Linked DNA regions of Homo sapiens: region 1 is linked to region 2. A link is a loop called in an ENCODE intact Hi-C map of the cell type or tissue named here. Cell type or tissue: psoas muscle. All regions are shown on one strand. Each heading gives the region's core, and the rest is flanking DNA. Links, peaks and the distances in the headings are about the cores only. Region 1 has its middle 15 kb from the start of AP3B2. Region 2 overlaps CPEB1 (cytoplasmic polyadenylation element binding protein 1).

Region 1 (8,769 bases), core at 276-8,275, 150 kb after region 2:
TATCTTCTTTAAAGTCTTTTGTAAATATCCATATCTGCCTCAAAGTTTTTTTCCCCAACATTTGGGTGATCTTGGTATCTATTTCCATTGACATTTTTATTGTTGAATTACATTTTCTTTCTTTTTTCTTTTTCTTTTATTTTGAGACAGAGTCTCCCTCTGTCAACCAGGCTGGAGTGCAATGGTGTGATCTCGGCTCACTGCAACCTTGGCCTCCCGGGCTCAAGTGATTCTCGTGCCTCAGCCTCCCAAGTAGCTGGGATTACAGGTATGAGCCACCACGCCCAGCTAATTTTTGTATTTTTAGTAGAGATGGGGTTTTGCCATGTTGGCCTGGCTGGTCTCGAACTCATGGCTTCAAGTGATCCGCCCACCTTGGCCTCCCAACGTACTGGGATTACAGTTGTGAGCCACTGCACCCAGCCTACATTTTCTTTCTTTCTGTTTTTATCTTTTCTTCCTCTTCCTCTTCCTCCCCTCCCCCTCCCCCTCCCCTCCCCCTGCCCCTCTTCTTCCTCTTCCTCTTCCTCTTCTTCTTCTTCTTCTTCTTCTTCTTCTTCTTCTTCTTCTTCTTCTTCTCCTTCTTCTTCTTCTCCTTCTTCTTCTTCTTCTTCTTCTTCTTCTCCTTCTCCTTTCTTCTTGCCTAGGATTTAAAAAAATTGTGGCTAGGCGAGGTGGCTCTCGCCTGTAATCCTAGCACTTTGGGAGGCCGAGGCAGGTGGATCTCAAGGTCAGCAGTTTGAGACCAGCATGGCCAGCATGGTGAAACCCCGTCCATACTAAAAATATAAAAGTTTGCTAGGCATGGTGGCACACGCATGTAATCCTAGTTATTCGGGAGGCAGATGTAGGAGAATCGTTTGACCCCGGGAGGTGGAGGCTGCAGTGAGCCAAGAGCACGCCACTGGACTCCAGCCCCCCATCCCCCACCAAAAAATAGTATAATGAACATTGAGTATGATACAGTGTAGAGATTCTGGATTCTTTTAGCTTCCCCTGAAGAATGTTTATTTTTGTACTAGCAAGCCTCAAACTTGTGGAATCCTAATTTAACTCTTTTTTATGATGATTCTATTAAAAGTTTTACCCCCATTATTATGATGAATTCCTTCATCCTGGGATATAGTCTTTTAAGGTGTGACTTCTATGGGATTTCAGTAGACAGTCCAAGGCATTTGCCAAGCCCCTTTAAATTTCTGAAAATTGAACCACAAATTCTGCCTCCCTTGGAGTATGCAGCAACTGAAATATCTGCCCTTTTCCTTCTGCCTTTCAACTACTGCTTTCTACTGAGCTCCTTGGAGTTTCACTTCATGGACGTGTAGTAAGGGGTTATCCAAGAATTTGAAGACATTTCATGCATTGATCTTGGGAATCTTGTCTCTGAAGATTCCTCCTTTCAGGGATATCCTCCATCAATTTGCAGTTGCTCTAGAAACCCTGAACTTTCTCGACCAATATCTTTTTTTTTTTTTTTTGAGATGGAGTCTCACTCTGTCACCCAGGCTGGAGTGCAGTGGCGCGGTCTCGGTTCACTGCAAGCTCCGCCTCCCAGGTTCACGCCATTCTCCTGCCTAAGCCTCCCGAGCAGCTGGGACTACAGGCGCCTGCCTCCACGCCTGGCTAGTTTTTTGTATTTTTAGTAGAGAAGGGGTTTCACCGTGTTAGCCAGGATGGTCTCCATCTCCTGACCTCGTGATCCACCCGCCTGGGACTCCCAAAGTGCTGGGATTACAGGTGTGAGCCACCGCACCCAGCCATATATATATATGTTTTTGTTTTTGTTTTTGTTTGACGGAGTCTCGCTCTGTAGCCAGGCTGGAGTGCAGCGGCATGATCTTGGCTCACTGCAACCTCCGCCTCCCAGGTTCAAGCAATTCTCTTGCCTCAGCCTCCCGAGTAGCTGGGACTACAGGCATGTGCCACCATGCCCGGCTAATTTTTGTATTTTTAGTAGAGACGAGATTTCACCATGTTGGCCAGGATAGTCTCAATCTCTTGACCTCGTGATCCACCCACCTCAGCCTTCCAAAGTGCTGAGATTACAAGCATGAGCCACCGTGCCTGGCCTCTCCACCAATATCTTAAGCTGAGAAGTCTATAGCTTTGTGCATGAGTTCTAGCATCTCACAGTGTGTAAACTGGGGTGTCCCTAAGAAGGAAACTTTGGCCGGGCGTGGTGGCTCATACCTGTAATCCCAGCACTTTGGGAGGCTGAGGTGGGTGGATCATGAGGTCAGGAGATCCAGACCATCCTGGCTAACATGGTGAAACCCCGTCTGTACTAAAAATACAAAAAATTAGCTGGGTGTGGTGGCGGGCGCCTGTAGTCCCAGCTACTTTGAGGCAGGAGAATCGCTTGAACCCAGGAGGCAGAGCTTGCGGTGAGCCGAGGTTGGGCCACTGCACTCCAGCCTGGGCGACAGAGCAAGACTCCATCTCAATAAATAAAAAAAAAAAAAGAAGAAGAAGAAGAAGAAAACTTTGGAAACATGGATCTCATTCAGTGCACTTCTCTTTTTTCTGGGGTCAAATCTCCAGGTTCTACGGGCTCTTGAATTCTGTCTAGTTCCTCCATGTTGTTTTTTAAATTTTATTTTTTTAATTGACATTCAGTAAATGTCAATTGTACATTTCTATGAATTTTAACATATGTATAGATGCATCACAAGATACAGAATAGTTCTACCATCCCCCAAAACTAACTCTTTTCAACATCTTATACTAGTATGGTCCACATGTCTCAATTGGTGAACCAATGTTAGTACATTATTATTAACTAAGGTCCATACATTATTCAGCTTCCCTTAAGTTTTTGGCTATAGTCCTTTTCTTGTTCCAGGATTCCATCCCAGCACTATATTACATTTAGTCATCATGTCTCTTTGGGTTCCTCTTGTCACCATGGTTTTAATTTGCATTTCCCTAATTAATGTTAAACATATTTTATGTGCTTATCTGCCATCTATATAATCTCTTTGGTGAAGTATCTCTTCAAATCTTTTGCTATTTGTATTGAAATGTAGTTTACATGCCATAAAATTCATCATTTTATTTATATATTTATTTAATTTTTTTTTTTTTTGAGACAGAGTCTCTCTCTGTAGCCCAGGCTGGAGTGCAGTGGCGCAATCTTGGCTCACTGCAACATCCGCCTCCCAGATTCAAGTGATTCTCTTGCCTCAGCCTCCCGAGTAGCTGGGACTACAGGCATGCACCACCACCGGCTAATTTTTGTATTTTTAGTAGACAGGGTTTCACCATGTTGGCCAGGCTGGTCTCAAACTCCTGACTTCAAGTGATCCACCCACCTTGGCCTCCCAAAGTGCTGGGATTATAGGTGTGAGCCACCGTGCCTGGCCAAATTCACCATTTAAAAATGTACAATTCATTTGGAGTTTTAAAAAGTATGTTTACAAGGTTGTATAACCATCACTACTATCTTTGGTGTGTTTTTTTTTTTTTTTTTGAGACAGAGTCTCACTTTGTTGCCCAGGCTGAAGTGCAGTGGTGCAATCTCGGCTCACTTCAACCTCTACCTCCTGGGTTCAAGTGATTCTCTTTCCTCAGTCTCCCAAGTAGCTGGGATTACAGGTGTGCACCACTGCGCCCAGCTAATTTTTGTATTTTTAATAGGGACTGAGTTTCACCATGTTGGCCAGGCTGGTCTTGAACTCCTGACCTCAGGTTGTCCACCTACCTTGGCCTCCTAAAGTGCTGGGATTACAGGCATGAGCCACCTCACCTGGCCCCATCACTACTATCTAATTCCAGAACATTTTCATCACCCTCCAAAAATATCTCATATTCATTAGGCAGTCACTCCCCTATTCTCTCCTCTCCTAATAACCACAAATCTGCTTTTTGTCTCTATGAATTTATCTATTATGGACACTTTGTATAAATGGAATTATATAATGTATGGCCTTTTGTGACTGGTTTCTTTCATTGAGCATGTTTTCAAGATTCATCCATGTTGTACCATGTACCAGTACTTCATTCCTTTTTTTTCTTTTTTGAGACAGGGTCTTGCTGTTGCCCAGGCTGGAGTACAGTGGCATGATCACATCTCACTGCAGCCTTGACATCCCAGGCTCACACAATCCTCCCACCTCAGCCTCCCAAGTAGCTAGGATCACAGGCACATGCCACCATACCCAGCTATTTTTTTTTTTTTTTAATAGAGACAGGGTCTCACTGTGTTAGCCAGGCTGGTCTCAAAACTCCTGGCTCAAACAGTCCTCTCACCTCACCCTCCCAAAATACTGGGATTACAGGCATGAACCACTGCGCCTTGCCTTCATTCCTTTTAATGAACATATAATATTCCATTTTATGTATATACATTTTGTTTATCCATTCATCAGTTGATAGGCATTTGGATTGTTTCCACTGTTTGAATATTATAAATAATGGTACTATGACAATTCATGTACAAGTTTTTGTTTGAACATATGTTTTCACTTCTCTTGAGTATATGCCTAGGAGTGCAGTTGCTGGGTCATATGAAAATTCTGCTTAACTTTTTAAAGAAACTTGCCAAAGCAACTGCACCATTTTACATTTCCATGAGCAATGTTTCAGTTTCTCTACATCCTCACCAATTCTTGTTTTTATCTGTATTTTTTATTATGGCCATTCTAGCAACTGTGAAGTAATATTTCATTGTGGTTTGGGTTTGCATTTCCCTGATGAGTAATGATGTCGAGTATCTTTTCATGTGCCTATTGGCCATTTGTAGATCTTTCTTTTTTTTTTTTTTAGACGAAATCTCACTCTGTCTCCCAGGCTGGAGTGCAGTGGTGCAATCTCGGCTCACTGCAACCTCCACTTCCCAGTTCAAGCGATTCTTGTGTCTCAGCCTCCTGAGTAGCTGAGACTATGACCACCACGCCCAACTAATTTTTGTATTTTTAATAGAGACAGGGTTTCACCATGTTGGCCAGGCTGGTCTCAAACTCCTGACTTTAAGTGATTCACCTGCTTTGGCCTCCCAAAATGCTGGGATTACAGGGGTGAGCCACCACGCCCTGCCAATGCTTTGCTTTTGATGTTATATTTGAGAAACTTGCCTACTTTAAAGTCACAAAGATGTATACCTACGTTTTCTCCTAAGAGCTTCTAGTTTTAGTTCTTACTTTTAGGCCTTTGATCTACTTCGAGTTAATTTTTTATGTGGTGTGAGGTAGGCATCCAACTTCATTCTTTTGCATGTAGATATCCAGTTGTCCCAGCATCATTTATAGAAATGGTCTTTTCCCCCACTGAATTATCTTGGGATTGTGGTTAAAAATAGATTAGCCACAGAAAAAAAAAAAGAAAACCAAAATTTGTTGTCATCTCTTAAAGAATTAAGAATTGTACATAAAAACCTTACATCAATTAAAACAATGAATACATTTACAGTGTAAATGCAAACTTCTTCCAGCTCAAGGCAAGTAACAGCCTACCGGTGTCCTGGCAGGAAAACATCAGGAAAGAAAGGAAACTGGGTCCTAAGGTTTGGACTTTTCCAACCCTGACAGACGGGCAAGACAGAAATGACAACTGGTGGAGGAGCTCCTGCCGGTCTCTAGACGAATTCTGGAACCCTGAGCTCCGACACATTAGTACCCTGCACAGATGGAGAGACTGCAGGTCAGGCAGAATCACCAAGCCACGGACTTCTCTTCCACAAGCATGTTCTCACCTCTGCCATGAAGTGACTAAGCCACATGTACTAAGGGTTTAAATCAAAGATAAGTACAAGGTATTAAATACCAAGGGAACATTTAACTTCAGTACAAGGTCAAAATCAGCAACAAATCCTACAATCCAGTGCTGACATCAGATACAAGCTTCAAGGACAAATTTCTTTTCTTTTTTTTTTTTTTTTTTTTGAGACGGAGTTTCACTCTTGTTGCCCAGGCTGGAGTGCAATGACGCGATCTCAGCTCACCTCTGCCTCCCAGGTTTAAGCGATTCTCCTGCCTCAGCCTCCCGAGTAGCTGGGATTACAGGCATGTGCCACTATGCTCGGCTAATTTTGTATTTTTAGTAGAGACGGGGTTTCTCCATGTTGGTCAGGCTGGTCTCAAACTCCCGACCTCAGGTGATCCGCCCGCCTGGGCCTCCAAAAGTGCTGGGATTACAGGCATGAGCCACTGCACCCAGCCTGACAAATTTCTTTTCAAAGGCTTATTCCAGTTTCCTAAGGCTAGCATGAGATGTATACATTTTCCAGGGACAAATTTGTACTTCTGAATTGACTCAGGCAGCACAGGCTACGTATCTCATCACAGTCCATTTAGAAGCATTTGCGGTGAACAGTGGAGGGGCCTGACTGGTGGCACTCCCGCTTGCTGATCCACATTGGCTGGAAGGTGGACAGTGAGGCCAGGATGGAGCTGCTGATCCACATGGAATACTTGTGCTCAGAGACAGCCATGATCTTGATCTTCATGGTCCTGGGTGCTGGGGCAGTGATCTCCTTCTACATCCTGTGTGTGATACTTGGGTGCATGGCAATGCTGCCAGACAGCACCACATTGGTGTACAGGTCCTTGCAGATATCCACATCACACTTCATGATGGAGGTCAAGATGGTCTCCTGGATGCAGCAAGATTCCATGCCCAGGAAGGAGGGCTGGGACAGCGCCTCTGGACACCAGAACCACTCATTGCTGATGGTGACCACCAGGCTGTGGGAGAGCTTGTAGCTCTTCTCCAGGAAGGAAGAGGACACGGCAGTGGCCATCTCCTGCTGCAAGTCCAAGGCAACACAGCATAGCTTTTCCTGGATGTCACGCACAATCCCCCACTTCACTGTGGTGATGAAGCTGTAGCGGGCCCCTCGAGGATCTTCACCACGTAGTCGGCCAGGTCCCGGCCAGCCAGGGCCAAACACAGGATGACTGGGAGAGGGTGGCTGTATCCTTGGAGATGGGCAAGTGTGGGTGACCCCATCGCCTGAGTCCCCCATGGTGCCAATGGCACTGACAGAGGCATGCAGGGACAGGGTGACCTGAATGGCCCTGTACTTGACTGGGGTGTTGAAGGCCCCAAACATGATCTGAATCATCTTCTCTCTGTTGGCCTTGGGGCTCGGGGGCCTCGGTCAGCAGCACCAGTTGCTCCTTAGGGGCCACGTGCAGCCCATTGCGGAAGGTATGGTGCTAGATCTTCCCCATGTGGTCCCAGTTGGTGATGAGGCCTGCTCCATGGGGTGCTTCAGGATCAGGATGCTGCTTGCTCTGGGCCTCATCGCCCACATAGGAGTCCTAGCCCCTGCCCACCATCATGCCCTGGTGCCAGGGGTGCCTGACAATGGAGAGGAACATGACTTGAGGGCATTGTCCCCAGCAAAGGCAGACTTGCACATGGCAAAGCTATTGTCAACAATGAGCAAGGTGATTTCTGCTTCCATTGTGATCTGTCGGGGAAATGATGAGACAATGTCGAGTGTGGTCTGGCACCAGCCAGGGAGAAATTTAAATAATTTTTACCTAAAATTGTAATACATTATTCTATTTTGGTATAAATAAAATGGTTAAATAACATTGTGAGTTTTAATACACTTTTCAGTTTTTCTGTATTTTTCAACCACTTCCGCGTTCTGAAAAAAGCAACAATTTAAGAATATATTACAAAGTGTATGGTGCACACATTTTTTTATTTGCCTCAGGAGCCAATATGTTGAGACATGGCATTGTTGATTCAGCTGTGTGGGGCTTAACTATTGGAAAAGAGATTTTTATTTTTACTCTATGAGTTTGAGTATAGTGTGGAAAATCATCTGCTAAAAGTATCCCCATTTTACAGATGAAGACCCTATTAAGAAAGGCTAAGCAACCGCCCAAGGTCCCCAGCTCTGCTAGGTAGTTACCCTAGAGCTTGTGTTATTGGCCTCCATTCATGATATTTATAGACTTGATTAGCTAATAATCAGGTATTGTTTCTTGTATGTGGCTTTGTCTCTATTGATTGCATCCATTATATGTTAATATTTGCTTCTTACAGAATATTTAATAAGGTTGAAATATGAGTGGAAGGGACTTTATATACCACGGAGATAACTTAATCCATCCTGCAGTTCCCTAAGGAGCCAATAAAGGTGTCTAAGCCATAGAAATTGTGTAATTATATATATATATATAGTTTTTTTTTTTTTGAGATGGAGTCTCAACTCTTGTCACCCAGGCTGGAGTGCAATGGCACGATCTCGGCTCACTGCAACCTCCGGCTCCCAGGTTCAAGCGATCCTCCTGCCTCAGCCTCCCGAGTAGCTGGGATTACAGGCACCCACCATCATGGCCAGCTAATTTTTTTGTATTTCTGTAGAGACCACGTTGGCCAGGCTGGTCTCGAACTCCTAACCTCATGTGATCCGCCCACCTTGGCCTCCCAAAGTGCTGGTATTACAGGCGTGAGCCACTGCGCCTGGCCTAGATATGTTTGAAAGAATAACGAGGGGCCAGTATAAAAGATAAACTGGAAACAGAGAAAGCAAGTTTTTTTAGGGTTGCTGGATGAGGGCAAATGCATAATTAAATGACGAATGTGTTCATTAAGGCAGTGGTGGGAAGAACAAAAAGAAGAGGACATAAAAGAGTGATTGAGGTGATTGACAAAAGAAGGGACATAAAAGAGTGATTGACACTTGAGTATCCTTTGAGTTGGGTTGTTCCTAGCCATCCTTTCCGATCTTCCTTCCTAACTTAAGTAGGTTAAGGATTAAGGTTTCTTCCACTCTAGTTCTTGATTCATGTTCACTGGTAAATAACACCACTT
Region 2 (8,769 bases), core at 618-8,617:
TCATCTGTACAAGCATTAAAATCATGTGATGTACTTAGCACAAAAATTAGTCGATAAATGGTGGTTATTAGTCACTCCATGCCCCATTCCAGGATACTGAGGACAGTTTCCACAGCCCTTCTGTTCCACTACAGATCTTAAGACATTGCAAGCAGGACAAGGGTAGCCCTGGACATGAGAAAGGGTAGCACTGGGGTATGAGAAAAACGCACTTATAACACTCATCTTGCCCCCAAAGTCTTCCTCCCCATCAAGGGATAGTGCCTCAGGGTAGGCACAGTCTAGAAGAGAAGGACCCCACAAAGTGTTACATCCAAGCCCATGCAGGCCTTGCAGGTACAATTCTCAAAAACAGACTCTATCCCAGGGTCTTCTTGCAGGACTCTGAGGCCAAGGAAATCTAGATAGCAGAAGTACTCTGGCCCCTGGAGAATGGTATCCATGTACCAGCCTAAAGCTAAGAATCCAATGAAAGGTTGTTACAATGAAGAAAATCCTTAGGGGAAAAAATGAAAGCCCCTATCATAGCAGATGCAGCACTCGGTATACCTCCTCATTTGTTTTCCTTTGATAGCCACGGAGATTCTTAAAGGTAACAATTTTATCTTAATCAATGTTGTACTTCCAGTGCTGCACACAACGAATGCTCGACGTTTGCCAGATGAATTTAGCCAACAGCCCTACTATCTCCAACCTTGCTCATTACTTAAGAGTGGTAGAAGATGGTCAGATGTGATGCCATAGCTGCCTTGGGCAATATATCACCAAGCAGAGCTCAAGGAATAAGCTTGCATCTTGGTCTCTACACAGAGACAACAGTGTAACAGGGTATCTGCAAGGATAACTCCGAAAATGCCCAGAGCTGTTGAAAGCCTCCTCCCTCACTGAAGCAACTGAGCTAGCTGGTTTTCAGACGGAAAGGCAGTGTAGGCACTGGAATGTGGGCTGCATGTTCCCGCATTGCTGGTGAGGGTGCACGATCTGGCACTGCAGCTGGCTGGTGGGAGGGCTGCATCCTACTCCAGGAGGTAGTACCCTCATGTGGGCTTTCCAAGAAGGCCCAGAGCCCAGGGAAAGAAGAGCAATGGCTGTCACCACAGCTCCAAAACCAAAGGCAACATGACGATTAGGGATGGGTGTGTCCTCAACCCTCAGAAAGGAAAACATACCCACACTAACCTGCCTACACAGCCAGATCATACTGCTGGGGCAACTCTGGTTCTGGTCCTTATGAATTCTGAGGCTCAGGCTGCAGTCCCTCCCTGGTCGACAAAATCATGTAATATTTATCACTAAAGTGCTTGGGATGGAAAGTGGAAAAGAAAAACCATTTCTATTTCAGAGACAAACAGCTACAAGCACAGGCCTTTCAGGTGGTGGAGAAGCTGTGGATATTATGACTAGATCCAAGCTACTTTTAATAGCTCAATTTCATAGTAACTTTCAGACCAAGCTCTCCAAGCCCCCAGTGGGGCACACCTGCATTTCTATGGGCCCAATGTTATAATGTATTTCAGAAAGAGCATTGTAGCTTAGAGAATGAGAGCCAAAGAAGGGCTATACTTCAACCTGATGCCAATGAAAGACAGTGCCTTGGTCAAACACTGATCACCCACAGACAGGTGCCCATCTCCTGTGTGAGTTCTTCTATCTTTTGCTCAGATACGGTGGAAGTGAGGACAGGGGAGGCTGGCTTCATAGGCCCCCAAGGTTGGCGTCAAGAACACACAAAACAAAGTACCGTGGTCTCCAGGCATAGAATACCAAACAGTGATACCATACTTCCTTGCCCAGGGGAACAGGGTAGTTGCTGACCTTTCTGGAAAAACCTGAGTCAGCAGAAGGCCAGTACTTCAAGAAACCCTATCTTAACCCAGAGATAGTTACTTAAGGTAAAGCTCTCCCCATCCACATCCACATAAAACAATTTCAATACCCCTCTCCTAAATGGGGTTTTACCAAAACAACTGGGCATTAAAATGCCTAACAGACACAACGGGCCCAGGCTCTGCAAAGCATTCTAAAAAAAGACCTGCGCCAAACAGGGTGGAGGCCACAGAAATCAACAAGACAGTACCTTGCTGCCATGGCTGCCGGTTCCTGGACCAGGGAGGGAAGGGAAGGACAGCAGACTTGGTGTTTCCCACTGTCAGTACCAACAGCGAATGGCTGTACCACCCCCTCCCCCCCGCCCCTTACCACCTTTTCATTTTCCTAGAGTATCTGCTGCCAATACCTCTTTATTATAATTTACATAAAGCAAAATATGTAGCTTGTAAGTATACCTGTAGTGTTTAAGTTCACATTTCTTCCTGAATACTCCAAGACTTGTATTTAGGCAACCCTCCTCCTTGTACCACAAGAGGGAAATAAACAGGTAACAGAAGGTATAAGCAGAAGCAATTTAAGGGGGGGCTGCCAAGAAGTCCCTTTAGTTTGTCCCCACTGAACCCTACCAAGAAGACAAGGGATCCTAAAGGGGAGTGGCTCTTCTTTTATCCAGCTGGTCACTCTCAACACAAAGGGAAAAAAAAAAAAGATTCTATAGCTGGGAGTTACCCCACCCCACTCACCCTGCCTACCCCTTTCCAGGATCAATGCTCTGAACCCTATGTTAAGTCAATTCCAAATATCTCAGTGCATTATCCAGCCTCATCTGAGGTTAAAATCCTTCCCTTGCCATGATTCAGAGACCACTCACTCTTCATATAACTCCCTGGTTTTTAAAACCACTGAGTAATTCTGGTCATCCAGTAATCAACCCCTTAACTCCCCTCCCCCACCTAAAAGTGTTTTGCTTCATCATCTCCAAGACAGGCCTGGGCACCAGGGGGTTAGCTGGATCTTTTCTGCACAAGGCCACCACGCCTTGGGGACCCTCCTCAGGGCCACTCCAGGTGCAGACTAACAACTCCAGGGAATTTATCAGGGTAAGTGGAAGAGCCATGCCTGCCTTTACGTGGAGCCATCTGTCCTGCCACACTCACAGCTTGCATTTCCATCTCTTGCAAAACAGCTCCATGTTGTATGTGTGTATGGTGGGGAGTGATGCAAAGGGGAACAGAACAACTGTTGCTGTGGATATCTTCGTTCACCACCCCCATGCATCCCCTTACCCCAGCCAACTCATTCTCTGGCACTCACCCGAGTGTGTGCTGCTCTGGGCTGAGGAATCTGAGTCCTGGGTGCTCCAGGGTCGGTCCCAGCCTGTCAGACTGAGGGACTGCAGGCCAAGGCACAAGTCATTTGCATCTGGGAGGCCACGGGAAGATTCTTGCGCAGAGGTTGGGAAAAGCATCCTGCTTGTAACTGTTTCTTCAGAGTCCTGGAAGTCTGTTTTGGAAAGGAGCACAGCAGAAACCTCAGAGTTAAGGGCTGTTTTCCCCAATATTATCAACAGTAAATATTATTAATAATAGTTTCCCCAGGCTCACAGGCCAGACATCCAAGCTGGCTGGATGCTGCAGCCGCTGCCTCTGCACTTTTGGGGACGCTGGGGCAAGAGCAGTTGCCATACAGGCCCCCTCCCCTCACACACACACCCCTATCCCGTCTGCATTACAGACTGGGCCAGCATGTGATCAGGCTGCTGATGCTTCCCGCTGCCAGTGACATCAGCCGGCTGAGCCGTGCAATAGAGAGCGGCATCATCCCTCACAGAACGGGGGAGGAGCAGGAGGGGACGACAGGGAGGAGACTTGCCTCCCAGGGAAAGACAGCACAACAGCTACTTGGAATAGTCCCGGTGCAGTGCCGTTAAGTCTGGGTTGCAAGGCAGCGCCCTCCGGTCTCCAGCAATGGTGGCCAAGCAGCCCTCACGCACGACTGAAGTCCTCTCCGCCGACAGCAGAGCCAAAGCAGCCGACTGCCTGCTCGTGTGGCTCTGCCCTCCTGCCCCTCCCTTTCCCTCCCCCTGCTCTCCACCCCCAAACCCAAAAACACTCTAGTCCTGGACTCTCTCCAGCTGCTGGCTCAAGCCCTGGCTTTGCAGCCCAATGCAAAGCTTCACAGTCCTGCTAGCAAAAATCTGTGCTCCAAGTGGCCCCTGAGCAGCACCCTGACACAGCAGTGTTTACCACTGAGGAACAAGATAACCTTCAGAAAAATACTGTACACTTGGACCCTGGGGAACAACACCTGGTGTTCCAGGCTTGTCTAGAGCAGCTTATCACAGAGAAAGGGGGTAAGCGTTGGCAGAGTGGGGGAGAGTCACTGGGCTGTTCCAGGTACACCTCAAAGGACATGGCCCACAACCCACATGCCAGAGTGAGACCTGCCCTGACTAGGATAATCCCTGTGCCCAGGTTCCCTCATCCCAACAAGATGGGTATTAGTCATGAACAGATACAGCGGCTCAGCTCCTCCCCTCCCTCCTGCAACTGTAGGCACAGACTGAGGAAACACTCTCGAAGCAGCATCTGACAAACCAAGAGAAACAGTCTCTGAAGTATCGTTACGCCCTATTAGAAACACCAAACTCTGAAACCTAATCACCTAGCTCTGTCAATATTGCTTCTCTTGCCCTTCCAGGAGCCCTGAGCATGATACAGGGCAGCCGTGAGGGCCACTGATGCCTCTAACATCCAGGCCCTCTCTCAGAGGTGCTGCACAAGACCAATGCTTATTTCTGTGGCCACTCACAGCTCCAGCAACAAAGACTAAGAAAATTCAGCTTCTGGAGCTTCCGCCATTTCCTCTTTGCCATCTCCTCCCACATCGGTCCTTTTCCAACATGAGCCCAGGGTCACTGGGCTTCTTCCTCATAAAGGAGGGTAGGGCAACAGGCCCAGACTCACCAGGCAGGCTGCTCAAACCTGGACTCAGCTGGTAGCACTCCACCTGCTTGTTCTCCCCTGTTGCAAGGAGAAGCAAGCAGATACGGGAAGCATGCCCACCTGGGACCTCCCATGGCAGGGTCGAGAGAATAATGCTGCCACAGAAATAGCTGTTCAGAACTTCCTGCAGTACACCCTGTGTCCACAGGCACTCAGGCATAGCCTAGAAGGGAAAATTATCAGTCTCCTTCCTTTGGAGATTTTTTTTTTTTTTTAAAGCTTTGCTGCTGTGTCATCCATCCACGTTATTCCTCCTGGCTGTAGATATTCTGCTTGCTCCCTATCTGTGTTTGTCAAAGCCTTGTTCATCATGGCAAAGGCCTAGCAAAAATCACCCATACTGGTGCTGCCCCTACCCCTGACTACTCCCCTCCTGCTTCTCTATGTTCACCCTTCCCTCAAGCTAAGGATATACTTTAGACTTCACCCATACATATTAGTTACCAAAACACAATGCTTCCTTCAAAAACATCCATATTTAAGTATCTATTCTCCCCTACACCAAATATCTATATAATCCCCATACCCCAATCTGAGGGCATCTATGTCTAGAAGCAGCCATTTTCTACCCATTAAAATCAGGGTGACTGTGCATATGATTACCCCCATCCCTCACGAGGAGAGAATCAACTATGCTCTTGCTACTCAAAATACAGTGTGGCAGACCAGCAATATGAGCATCACCAGGAGCTTGTTATAAATACTGAGTCTCAGGCCCCACCCAAGACCGACAGAATTGAGATCTGCATTTTAACAAGATCCCCAGTTAATATATATGTATGCAAAAAAAGTTTGAGCAGTCGGGTGTGGTGGCTCATGCCTATAATCCCAGAACTTTGGGAAGATTGCTTGAGCCCAGGAGTTCAAGGCAGCAGTGAAAGCCATGACTGCACCACTGTACTCCAGCCTGGGCGACAAAGTAGTTCCCATCTCAAAAGTTTGAACAGTACTGATGTGTACAACTAACACAATCTTCCCACCCCAAGCTGAAAGACCCCAGGCCTGAGCAACAGGTCTGTTAAACCCATTTAAGACCAAATGGCTACATGCATCCAGGAGCTTGGAGTTCTACACACAGTATAATTCTACCCTCACCCCTACAACCCCCACCACAGACCTCACCTTCCTCCTTATCCAGACATTCCTCAATCTGTTGTTTCTTCTAGATAAAGATTTTCACTACCATTGTAGGATTTCTTCACTAGCTCCAACTCAATGCAGGCCATACCTGTTAAAACCATTAGTGTGGCAGGCTGGAAAAATCAACAGCTTTAGATGACTGACAGACCTTGCTCTGCTCACCAGGTCTGCCACTGTGTCTTTCTGAGAATCTTTTCTTCTTTAAAGATGCAACAGTAGCCATCTTTTAGGTGTTTTGTGAGGATTAAAGAAAATATTTGAGGCCAGGTGCAGTGGCTCAAGTCTGTAATCCCAGCACTTTGGGAGGCTGAGGCAGGCAGATCGCTTGAGGTCAGGAGCTCAAGACCAGTCTGGCCAACGTGGTGAAAACCTGTCTCTACTAAAAATACAAAAAACATTAGCCAGGCACAGTGGCACACGCCTGCAGTCCCAGCTACTTAGGAGGCTGAGGCAGGAGAATTGCTTGAGCCCAGGAAGGGGAGAGGTTGCAGTGAGCCAAGATCGTGCCACTGCACTCCAGCCTGGGCAACAGAGCTAGACTCGGTCTCAAAAAAAAAAAAAAAAAAAAAAAAAAAAATCATAAACCATGTTCATGTACTGGAAGACTCAACAGCGCTAAAAAGTGATACCCACAAAATTAATATACAGATGTTCCTCAACTACAGTGGGGTTATGGTCTGATAAACCCATTGTAAGTTGAAAATATTATAAACGGAAAATGCATTTAAATACATCTAATTTACTGCACATTATAGCTTAGCCTAGCATACCTTAACTGTGCTCAGAAAACTGACACTAGCCTACAGTAGGGCAAAATAATTTAACACAAAACTTGTTTTATAATAAAGTGATGAACACCTCATGTAATTTATTGAATACTGTAATGAAAATAAAAACAGAAAGGTCGTATGGATACTCAAAGTACAATTTCAACTGAATGCGTATCATTTTCACACCATCATCATGTCAAAAACCAAAGTTGAACCAACCTAAGTCTGGGGCCATCTGCACATCTGTGTAATCCCAATATACCAGACTTAAAGCAATTCATTGGGGAAAAACTTTTTAACAAATGGCACTGGAACACCATATGGGGAGGAGGGAATAAACTCTGACCTATATACAAACATTAATTTAGTAGATATCAGAGACGTAAAAGTGAAAGCTAAGTATAAACTACAAAGCCTCTCTAAGAACCTATCTTTGTAACTTGGTAGGGGAGGGGGAGTACATAGAAGCAAGGGTTTCTTTATGTAGAGTACAGAAAGCAATGATCATGGAGAAAGTTGATAAGCTGACCTTATCACAACGAAAAACTTCTGCTCATCAAGATACCACTAAGAAAATAATTACGCAAGCCACAATATGTGAGAAAATACCCACAACCATATCTGACAAATCAGTAAAAGAAATCTTAACTGAAAAGTAACGAAATCTCAATTGTTAAAAGGCACAAAATCTGAAAAGCACTTCACAAGGATTATATAAATGGCCAATAAGAACTTCAAAAAGTGCTCAAAATCATTAGTCAAAGAAATCCAAGTTAAAACCACAGTGAGACACTACTGCACACCTACTAGATGGCTAAAATTTAAAAGACTGTACCACATCTTGCCAACATTTGATGTTGTCAATCAAAGCTTCATTACCGTAAATGGTACATCCACCTTGTACTTATGAAAACGCTTATATATTTTCTTCCTTTTCAATGGGAGAAAAGGTACATCCACTTTGAAAAATGGTCTGCCCATTTCTTACACAACTAACACATATTATCTTATGACCCAGAAATTCTACTCCTAGGAATTCAACTAAGAGGAGTAAAAGTGTATGTCTAATAAAACACCTGTGCAAGAATAGTCATAGCAGCTTTATTCATAATCACCCAAACGTGGATTCAGTCCATGTGAGAATCAACAGAACAAAATGTAGTACATGCATATACCATACTATTATTCAGCAATAAAAAGGAATAATACAGGCAACAATAAGATAATTATGGTGAGTGGAAAAAGCCGTACATAAGTTACATATGTATATAATTCCACTTATTTGAATTTTTAGAGCAGACAAAACTAATAAATGGTGAAAAAAATCAGGTGGTTGCCTCTGGCAGGAAGTAGGCAGGTAGATTAGGAAGGGGTACAAGGAAAGTAGCTGAGGTGATGCTAACAGTGTGTATATTTTGATGAGAGTGAGGATACATCAGTCAGAATGGATCTAATGACACATTTAGAATTTGTGCTCTTCACTGCATATAAATTTTACCTCAAAAAAGTTATAAACAAATATAGTATTGAATACTAGTTAATGATATGTATGGTGAAGGATTTTGGGGTAAACTGTAGCAATGTCTACAATTTAAAGATATGTGATAAGGCAAATATGACAAGATGTTCACTGTTCAATCTAGGTGGTATTACAGGTGTTCACTTTGTAATTCTTTTAGCTTTTATGTATGCTTGAAAATGTTACTAAAATGTTGAGAAAAAAATAAAGTCAGACTTTTTCTGAAAAAATGAAAGTCTGACTGAACTAATTGATTTGACAATAAAAACTGACTCCAGGCTGGGTGTGGTGGCTCATACGTGTAGTCCCAGCACTTTGTGAGGCCAACGCAGGTGGATAGCTTGAGCCAATGAGTTTGAGACCAGCCTGGGCAACATGGCAAAACCCCGTCTGTAATAAAAATACAAAAAATCAGCCGGGCATGGTGGGTGCACACTTGTAGTCACAGCTACTTGGGTGGCTGAGGTGGAAGGATCGCTTGAGCCTAGGAGGCAGAGGATGCAGT

Evidence for each region. Hi-C counts contacts between places; a loop is a spot of excess contacts. Peaks named below come from ENCODE experiments on the same cell type or tissue, not always from the same donor. Only the 100,000 strongest peaks of a DNase experiment are listed, where the experiment ranks them.
Region 1: it touches region 2 in a loop (2.2-fold over the local background); 1 of 110 quality-filtered maps calls a loop at or near these places.

The regions. Positions count from the first base shown.
Region 1 is chr15:82,720,021-82,728,789 of GRCh38, forward strand. It overlaps the pseudogene ACTG1P17. Among named protein-coding and RNA genes, the nearest start is that of AP3B2, 15 kb to the left of the region's middle. In psoas muscle, for the core only: no CTCF peak of the experiment used is centred there; no DNase peak of the experiment used is centred there.
Region 2 is chr15:82,568,200-82,576,968 of GRCh38, forward strand. It overlaps CPEB1 (cytoplasmic polyadenylation element binding protein 1), which reads right to left. Exons shown (of 13, transcript NM_001365242.1): 4 at 3,145-3,333. Among named protein-coding and RNA genes, the nearest start is that of RPS17, 32 kb to the left of the region's middle. In psoas muscle, for the core only: no CTCF peak of the experiment used is centred there; DNase peaks (open chromatin) are centred at 3,642 and 3,952; H3K4me3 peaks cover 966 bases; H3K27me3 peaks cover 270 bases.